Linked DNA regions of Homo sapiens: region 2 is linked to region 1. Evidence: chromatin contacts called from ENCODE Hi-C or POLR2A ChIA-PET data. All regions are on one chromosome and are shown on one strand. The core of a region is the stretch at or near the end of the contact, and the rest is flanking DNA. Distances in the headings are between cores, read along the strand shown.

What was found. A loop is a pair of places that touch in the nucleus more often than their neighbours do. ChIA-PET counts read pairs that join two places held with the same protein, here RNA polymerase II (POLR2A). Pooled maps may share reads with other maps.
Region 2: a loop to region 1 is called in a map of OCI-LY7, with 7 times the contacts of the local background. The contact joins the enhancer-like site here to the promoter of PRSS2 in region 1. A Hi-C loop is called at or near these places in 17 of 168 maps with a recorded cell type or tissue (B cell, CD4-positive, alpha-beta T cell, CD4-positive, alpha-beta memory T cell and 11 more), 36 of 37 single-sample maps with no recorded cell type and 20 of 50 pooled maps. POLR2A ChIA-PET finds 5 or more read pairs at or near these places in 15 of 52 experiments (B cell, BJ, GM10248 and 9 more).

Annotation. Positions count from the first base shown.
Region 1 is chr7:142,768,870-142,773,878 of GRCh38, forward strand. PRSS2 (serine protease 2) reads left to right here and starts at 2,101. Exons shown (of 5, transcript NM_002770.4): 1 at 2,101-2,153; 2 at 3,180-3,339; 3 at 4,397-4,650. The coding sequence starts at 2,114. It also overlaps TRB.
Region 2 is chr7:142,806,227-142,810,927 of GRCh38, forward strand. It overlaps TRB. Among named protein-coding and RNA genes, the nearest start is that of PRSS2, 38 kb to the left of the region's middle. RefSeq lists an enhancer at 2,163-3,362 and a cis regulatory region at 2,484-3,375. Within about 2 kb of position 2,710, at least 10 of the 41 ENCODE cell types and tissues checked have a DNase peak (open chromatin) inside an H3K27ac peak, as active enhancers do; they include B cell, CD4-positive, alpha-beta T cell, CD8-positive, alpha-beta T cell and 6 more, where a contact is called at or near this core.

The DNA of each region.
Region 1 (5,009 bases), core at 851-3,350:
GGCCAGTTATTCATGAGCAGAGAGGTGTGTCATCTACATGGCAGTCATGGCCTGGATGGGTCTGGAACTGTGGCAAGGTAAGGCTCTGAGAAAAGGTGCCAGGAGAAAGATGAATTCAATCATCTATTTCTGCCAGGAAGAAAAGCACCAGGAAGGAATCAGATGTACAGTTTGTCCTCTGGGGACCTCTGCCTTGATCCTCAATAAATCTCCTTTTAGATGCCACGTGCAGCAATTCCCACACTTCACAATGCTCTCCATGGCTTCTGTTGGCCTTATGGTCAGCTCTGCCAAGATCTGTATTCTTGGGCAAGACAGAATCCTTCTGAATCTCAGTCTCTTCCTCTATAAATGGAAATAATTTTGCTCCACACAAGTCACCATTAGCACGTTGGTGGGAAGTTAAACTGCGAAACTCAGCATAAACAAAGAGCAATGTACCACTGTTGCTTACGTGAAAACTCCCGTGAAGCAGTCAGGCACCATGCACCATCTAAGCATAGCAGCGTTAGGTATCAGCCTATTAGTGATTAGAGAGGGTACCGGGGAGAGAGGGGGCCTCAGAGCAGTGGGTCTCCTGGCTGTGGGGAAGCTGCCTCAGTGGCCATGCCAGGAGCTGAACCTGAAGGTACTCTGTGTGTCCTCTCAACACCATGGACCCTATTTTGGTATTTTTTTCCAGTTACCTCTGGTTTCCATTTGCTTCCTCCCTCTAGCCCCCTGGCCATGTCCGATTTCTCCAGCAAGTTTCTGAGCTTTTCTCATTTTGCTCACTGTCTCCAGAACATCCCTGCTTCTTTTACCTTTCAAAGAATTCAAACTTGAACTCTGCTCACTCCTGCCCATCACCAACATTAGCTCAGAGTTGATGAGAAGGGAAAGCACCCTCATAAGGAAGCCCCTCCTTTCCTTACATTATTAGACCTGAGCGCAGACAGCATCTCCATCTCCACACTGCTCTGGCCAGGTTATGCCTCAGTCAATTACACGACTGTATCTTAGTACCCTTGGTAGGGCTCAAATCAGGATATTCTCTAGAAAGATTCACTTAGTACTGAGCCAAGTATAATCTCACTACATCTAAAATAGAAAATTCTAGACCCACCCCTCCACATCTTTGTTATTGAACCCAATATGTCACCCATTTACCATGTGCTCAAATCCCTACCTACTGCTGATTCTCAGATCAAATCATAACCCAGATTTACCATGGTCCAAACTCTGACATGTGATCAGGGGCATGTCATTCTGGTTCAGGCTGTCAGCCCCAAGCAGGTGGGTCAGTTTCAATCACCCTGAGTGCAGGTTGCAAGGGCAACCATGAGGCTGCATAAAAAGAACCTATGACAGGATGCACATGAGAGACAAATGTCTTCACATTGAAGAAGGGGAGGAGTGCGCCATTGGTTTTCCATCCTCCAGATGCACTGAGTAAGCTCCTACCTAACCTGTGCCCCCTCCTTCTTCTCATCCCTATGCCGTGGTAGGAGGGAGAGCCATCTTCAAGCCCAGCATCCTATGGAATGCTGAGTCTCTCTTCTCCTTACCCCTTAATGTTGGAATTCTCATTCCCCAAAGCCTTGGATTTGACTTTCCCACTGAGTGACTGGAGAGAAGCATCTTCATATTCACAGGAACAAGCCTTAGTTAGATAAGACTTTGCCCCTCTCCTGGGAGCTCCAGGACACTAAAAAGCCAAGCTTGCTACCAACACTTGCCCTTCCTTAAGTACATTAAATATAACCCCAATAGTAAAATATATTCCTAAACAGCCAGGCCATTCTCCCTCCTTCTAACCCTCATCTCCTCGGCCTAAGAAAGCCCAGCTGTGTGATCTGGGGCTTGGCTTCCCCTGTCTTTCCCATATCAGCATCCTTCCAGGAAACAGCCGGTCTCCCTCTCTGCTCTCAGAAGGCAAGTTTCCTTATCACCTGTGAATCACAAACCCACAGAGTGGCCAAACATACTGATGCAAGACCATAGGAAGGGGAAAGCTGCAGGTGTGTTTGTGCTGGGAGGAGCAGTGACCCTCACCTCACAGACACCTCCTCTCCCCATCCTCGGGAGGTATAAAGACGGGTTCTCCACCAGCAATCAGGCACACTCTACCACCATGAATCTACTTCTGATCCTTACCTTTGTTGCAGCTGCTGGTGAGTTTCACGCCCTGCCTCAGGCCTCAACCAACCCTTCCCTGGCAGACACATGCCCTGCCATTCTTGCCACCTCTCCTCTTTTGACTGTGCTGTGATATTCTATTTCCTCCATCTGGCATTTCTTCTTCCCATCCTCCTTGGGCTCTTTTTAAGCCTCACTTGTTCCACCTTCTCCTTGATTTCACTCCCACCGCTGTTATTCATCCATATCCGAGCTGTGGTTGGAGAAGCTGGGAAGGGAGACCAGGTGGGGCTGGCCCATGAAATGAAGCAGTAGGCTTCAGGCTTGGCTCTGACAGCACCACAATAGCACCACTATAGCTGCTCTTAACCTCGAATGCACCTGGGGAGGTTGAAATTACTCATGCAAGACACTCAACTCTAGAAATTCTCACTTCAATTGTCTGGTGTGCAGCCTGTGTTCTGGGCTTTTAAGCTTCCCAGGTGATTTTTAACATTTCTAGGCATGCAGCCAAGGTTAAGAATTGCTGTTGTTTTGACCAATAATAACGTATACCTTTGTTCTGCAAAAGTGAGCCTGGGGCTTCCCTCAACTCTGCCCTCACTGGGCAGATTTGAGCTGAGGGGGAAACTGGTCATGGCCAAGTCGATGTCGCCAGGGGGTTTTCCTAGCTTGGCCAAAGTAGCCAGACAATCCGGGGCTTAAATAACCAGGTGGAGTACACAGGTGGTGAATAAAAGAGAGAAGACTTCAGTGCTTGAGACAGCCACATCCCAAATCCTATCCCACTGGAAGTATTGTGAGGATATTCCTTGCGTCCTCAGCCTGGTGACCCCAGGAGAGATCTGAACCCCCACAGGGTACCTAGCTACGTGCCCTGCAGACACAGAGACTTGGGAGCCACATCCAGTGATGATCACCAGGGCTGGCAGCGCTCCCCCCCTTGCCTAGCCTCACTGAGCTTGTTAAGGTTTTCTAATTAGCAGGAAGCAGCCACAGGCTGGGAGCGCCACCCCTAACATGCTACTGACTTGCCTTCTCCCTTCCCATCTCCACTCCAGTTGCTGCCCCCTTTGATGATGATGACAAGATCGTTGGGGGCTACATCTGTGAGGAGAATTCTGTCCCCTACCAGGTGTCCTTGAATTCTGGCTACCACTTCTGCGGTGGCTCCCTCATCAGCGAACAGTGGGTGGTGTCAGCAGGTCACTGCTACAAGTCGTAAGTGTGGGGCCCCTGACTGCAAAACTCCCAGCCAGGCTGCCTGGGAGAGCTTGGATTCAGCCCAGGGAAGTACTGAGGTTGGGTAGGACGGACGAGAGAGATGGTGGAAAAGAAAACTTGTTGGCAGCAGCTGACTCTCCAGAGCAGAGAGTGAACACAAGACAGGAAGCCCTCACACCCAGGCAAATCCATGAAACAGCAAGGGTTGTGGTCATAAAAGCAGGCAGGGATGATCTTGGGGTGGTGAGAGCTAGTGAGAAGAGCAGGCTAGTACTTTTGCTGGTTAGCTACACATTAAAGCCACCTAAGAATGAGTACTTAAAAATACTGATCCCTGTGTTCTATCCCAGGGCAATTAACTCAAAATTATCAGGAAGAGGGTGTGAATATCAGTGAGTATTTCACACTCTACCTCTGGTAACTGTAGAGTGTATAGACAGAGCTGAGAACTGCTGCCTACACCAAGAACTCTTAAACCTGAGTATGCATCAGAACTCCCTGCAGGCTTGTTAAGGCACAAATCACTGGGACCCATCCCCAAGGTTCTGATCAGTAGGTGGGGGTAAGGACCAAGAACTTACATTTCTAACAAATTCCCAGGAGATGCTAATGCTATGGCTACCCTTGGATTAGATTACACAGAAGGGTGGTGCTCACCAGGCCAAGAATGGAGGGAGGAGCAGGCACTGTGCACAGTTAGCAAAGGCCTGGAGTGAAGAATGTTGGGAAAACTTCAAGGAGCTCCTTGTGCCCACAGTGCTAGTGACATGGAGATTATGGGAAAGAGTCTGGGAAGGCAGATTGAGGAGCAGCCTCTGGTGGGATCCCTTTGACTCTTCCCCACTCCACTACCACCAACCTCTGAAGCAGAAAGGTCCTGGGTTTCACACCTGCACTGACCCACATTGCTCTCCTGCCCATGCAATATGGCCACACACCCCACCCCATGCCTCCAGAGCTGTCCATGAGCAGGGAGCTTAAGGACCCATGGAAAGGTGGGAGGGGTGCCCTGGCTGTGGGAGAAGGTCTTCACCATGCCTGCCCTGCCCATCAGCCGCATCCAGGTGAGACTGGGAGAGCACAACATCGAAGTCCTGGAGGGGAATGAACAGTTCATCAATGCGGCCAAGATCATCCGCCACCCCAAATACAACAGCCGGACTCTGGACAATGACATCCTGCTGATCAAGCTCTCCTCACCTGCCGTCATCAATTCCCGCGTGTCCGCCATCTCTCTGCCCACTGCCCCTCCAGCTGCTGGCACCGAGTCCCTCATCTCCGGCTGGGGCAACACTCTGAGTTCTGGTGGTGAGTGGGACCCTTTGTCCTTCTACTTCCCTCCATCCCACAATTTCCAGAACAAACCATGCCCCTTAACTTAAATCCTCTCGCCTCCAGGCTTAAGACACATTTCTAGTGCCCATTACACACAGGCTCTGCACTGGGCACCAGAGAGATGCAAATTCTCAAGGATGTGGCTCCTAAAATCAAAAGACAGGACAAATGGAGAACTTGCTATGATCACTTCGTGGGAGAGGTTCAACAATGATCATTCTGGGAACTAAAAGCCAGAGTCCCTTGCCAGGACTTATGTTTTGGAGTCCTCTCCAGGGGCAGTGTTCCTCTTCAATGTTCCATCCTAGACTATTGTCTCTTTCTCTGGCCTA
Region 2 (4,701 bases), core at 1,460-3,959, 38 kb after region 1:
TGGAGATAGACTGATATCAGCCCCTAACAGTCTGTGTGACACACAGCCCCAAATGTCCTATATAGGAGAATCTTTGTGAGGTTTCTCTGGTTATAAATGAATGTGGGAATGGAATATTGGTGCTTTGAGACCTCTGTTGAAGCTGCATAGTGAAAACAAAAATGAGTTTTTGCTTCTTCCTCAGGTAACACTGAGCAAAGATGTCTAGCCATATTTTCATTTAGGGGTGTTGGGAGATGCTGGTGGAGATCACGGGAATGGCTAAAACCCAGAGGTGAACTCAGCTTTGCCATGGACCCATGAGTGAATCCATTTTCTGCTTCTCTACTGACATCTCAGACTCATCACCAGGTTCACTTTTACCATGTCCTAGAAACTCCCCTATGCTATATAAGAAGACTCATAGTATAGAATGGCATGAAGCATGGCCAACAGTTTTAATCACAGTTCATTTCCATTGCTTGTGGCAAACTCCCATGGCTCCCAAAAAGCTGATTTCTGAGGCTTGGGACCCCATAACCTAAGACTACCCAACCCACCTAGACTCAAACACAACATATTCCCTGCCTTATTCTAGGGTTGAATGTTCTTTCCTCCTATCTGGAAGCCTTCCTTTTCTTGCTGTCTGTGTTTGTGAATTTGAAGTTCCTGGGTTCCTTAACATCCCTACATCTCTGCCTGTCCTTTTATTTTTTTTATTGTGGCAGAACTTATGAATCATCTCCCTCCAACAGACATGATATTTTCTATTCGCCATCCCCCTCTCCTATAGACTCAACTACATGCCTTTCTCTCCCATCTCTATCCATAGTCTTTATCTCTGCTGCTGGTGGACTCCTGAGAGGGCTTCTTGGGGAATATGGGGCCCCAAAAATGAGTGAATGGCTTCTGTAGGTCAGCAAAAAGGATCTGAAAATGAGCCTACACCTGTGACTATTTCCAAAGGATTTTTATCAGCTTGCTCTGCAACTGATCTCAACTGCCCTCTGTGAATATGAGCATTTAATCCACACAACATGTAAAGCTAATTCTCAGCTCCTTTTTGCCAACCTACAGTTGCTATTCACTTATCTCTGGGACCCTATAGTCCCCCCAAAAGCCCTCTCAGGTGTCTACATGCAACAGAGTGCCCATATTCTGGCAAGAACCCATAAATCTATGCGAGACAGAATCATTAGAAACTTTAAAACTTGAGTTTTTGGAATGGAAAAAAAGCATGTAGTGGATGGATGAAAACATTATCGTAGCAAAGAAGATGTTGTAATGCAGAGACCTGGGTTTAAGCCTTAGTTCTGTCATTTATCAACTATGTGACCCTGGGCAAGTGATCACCTCTGAGACTCAGTTTTCCTTGCTGTAAAATGAGCTCAATTACAAGCCCAACTTCATAAGATCGTTTTATCTCATTTAACCCACACAACATGTAAAGCTTTTAGAACAATATCAGTAAGTATTAGGTGTTATTATAACTACTACCAACCTGAAGATTTTTTTCAGGCAAAACATTTTCAGTTTTCTCAATTTTGTTATTATAGGGCACAGTTTTGAGCACGTCCTACTTTCCATAGCCCAATCACTCCCTTCTGAAAACATTAAAGTTTGTTTTTATCCCTCTATCTTTTAAAAAATGTGTTGTACAGGACCTGACCCAGCACCAGGTGGGTTCTGACCTACAAAGAGTAAAGGGGGAACTTTGCCTCCTCTTTCTCAACATCTTATACGTTAGTTGGTTCCATTAGGACAATTTATCTACTTTTTGTACGCTCACCATCCCGTTGACTCACAGAGCTCACTTTGACTCACCCCCTGGGTGTTTTTTCACATATCCTTCTTTCACATATTCCCCTTCCTGTGTTCATATAGATGGTTTTCTCTGTTTGGTGGGGGAGGAGGGAGAGAGAGAATGTTTATCATGTTTATTCAGCTTATCTCTCCAACCTATTAAGATTCTGCAGGATTCTAATTTTGTGATTCATTATATTTATCCTTCTATCCTCATGCCATCTCAGATATGATCATCTTGCCTGATTCATTACTATAAGAGTGATTCATGAAATTCATAGCAAGATCACAGCTCAACAGAGACCCCACATTCCCCAAGCCTTGTCTGAAGTCCAGGAGCTGCTAAAACACAGAGAATTAGCTTCTGGTCCTCCTCTGGCCCCAGCTGCATGGCTCTGAACAACTCATTTTTATTCTCTGGGCTTATATGTCCTCCTCTGTGATATGAGGACATTGGGTAAAGTGATCTCTAAGAATCTTCAAACTCTGCTCTTCAGATTCTCTGATTCAAAGCCTGCAGTCTCTGAAGTACCAAGAGAATGGGAACTCAGAGAAGCTAAGCTCTTCCTGGCCTCAAATCATACATATCTGTGACATAGTCTCAGACAGTCTGATGGTGGAAGAGGACAGCACTGGCACTGGAGTCCCACAGTTAGCAAGAGTCAACTGGAGCCCTGACACCTGTTCCCTGGCCCTCCTCCATCAAAAAGGTCTAGGGCCATGAATGACAAGAAAATTGTGTTAAAAAGGAGAGTGGCCCTGAATCAAAAGGTGGGAAGTAATGAGATGTAAATCGGGGTCTTTTAGGTAATAGCTGACAACTGGGGTAGGAATGGGGGTTCTGAGCCCAGTGCTGGCTGCCGGGCTGTTTATCTCTGAGTCACATCAGCACCAAGCCACAGCAGCCACCTGCCCTAGCTCCATCTCTTACAGTCACAACAGGATGTGGTTTGACATTTACTGGGTCCTGCATCTGGGGTGCCTGTGAAAGTTGCTCCCTCCACCCACCCACCTTCAGAGCATCATGAGAACCACACTCACCGCATCCGGCACCCAACCCCCTCCTATGCTGCTCTTTCTACCTGGGCCCCTGGTTAGCATCCTGGCAGTAGAAATAGAACTTCAGAGGGGAGGGGCAGGGTCTCTAGAGGGGAATCTAGGTATCCCAGATCCATGTGCAGGCCTCCCCTCCCCCAACACATCTTTACACCTGCTGGAGGTTATGCACAAGATCAAAGGCCACAGTGGGCACCATGAAGATAGTGGAGAATGAAAAACAGCTGCAATAACTGCTCTGACCCAGTTGGGATCCCTTCTGGTCCCACATCACTCAGGCAACTCTCTCTTCCCACCTGCCCCCCAAACTCCCTTCCACCTCCCTCCACATGTATCCTCCCACTTCCTTCCACTCATGTAATGAGAGGTGCTGATGAGTCACAGGAGAGGTAGCCCTAGATAACCAACAGACTGCAAAACGGACAGTCCCTGGATGTCTGAGCCAGTGTTTGTGCACTGCATTGACTGGCTCCTCGTAGTTTTTTCCTGTAGTTGCTAAAGCCTGTAAGGTCTGTGTGATGAATATTTTCTAACACATCTTAGAAGAACATAATGCAAGACAGAATGAAAAACTAGAGAGGCAGAAACCCCCAAAGTAAGTAGTGGGAAATTACCAGGTATATAATAGGTCAAGCCTGCTCTGCAGGAGCTCAAGGGATTGTAGCATTCTTATCCCAAACCACTGAATCCTGGGCAAAAATAAGAAGTCGCCTAATTTTAGTATTACCAGCTTCCCAACCCCGGGCATTCTTCATCTTACTCAAGCTGTCCAGAGGCCCCAGGGTGACTCCCTATAAGTCCCATGGGTGGCTGAGATCTATTTAGAGGCACAAGGGTATCTCCTTATAAGTCCCATGGGTGGCTGAGATCTATGAGAAGCATCTTGGGGAGAGTGCCTCTGGCCACCAGCATGTGGCCCTGAATCTTCCATGTGCAACTGGCCAGGGAAGGAGATATATGGAAATAGTCATCCTGCACATCTGCAAAATCAGATGCAAATCCTGGAAGCTCTCCTAGAAAAGAGACAGCCTCATCTGATTAAAGGGGCAAGTGAGTTTGATGAATTATTGGCAAGAGACAGCATGTCTGAACAGGATCGGTCATCCTAAACTGCTTTCCTTTGTCCCCTGGAATTATAATGACTGTGGATTTCTGAGTCCTAGATGGTATGGAAACAGTTATGGGAATGAACAGTCTTGCATGAATAAGAGCAGATAACATGGAGGATGTTAATTTGTTCTGCTGAATTTAGGTGGCTTTCAAGCCTCTCCTTCAATGCTCACCTGTCTCTAGGATGCTCTGTGCAATGATCAGGACTTTTTTTCTTCAGATTCTCTAAAACTTACAATATTCACATAGACCTGCACATTTCTACACAAACTGACTCTCCTGCTTGCAATGTCATTTTGCTTATATAACTATTAGCCTCCTAAAGAGCTAAACTTAGCTACAATTTTATGTCCTTTGTGAAGTTTTCCAGAATTTTTGCAGTATATTACAGGAAGGAAAAATCTGCCTCAAGTCTCTACTAATTCTACTTGACTAGTGGTGATTGCCTGAGACATTTCTCTATTAATGAGGATTCTGAAGCTGTATAAAGCCCCTACAGAATCAGCATCTGAATAGGCACAGCATAGGGTTCAAGTTTCATGGTTTTGCCATCCAAGCATGTTTAGCATTTTAAATATTAATATTTATTACATACTTGTAGTTTATGATTTGAAATTTTTTAACTAAGTCTTCCTCTTGGGTAAGTTGTAATGAAAATAATCTTGTAAGCTTAAGGAGCGGAAAATAATACCTGTTGAAAATTAGAGCTTGTAATAGGGCTTTATAAACACCATCTCATTTAATACACATAAC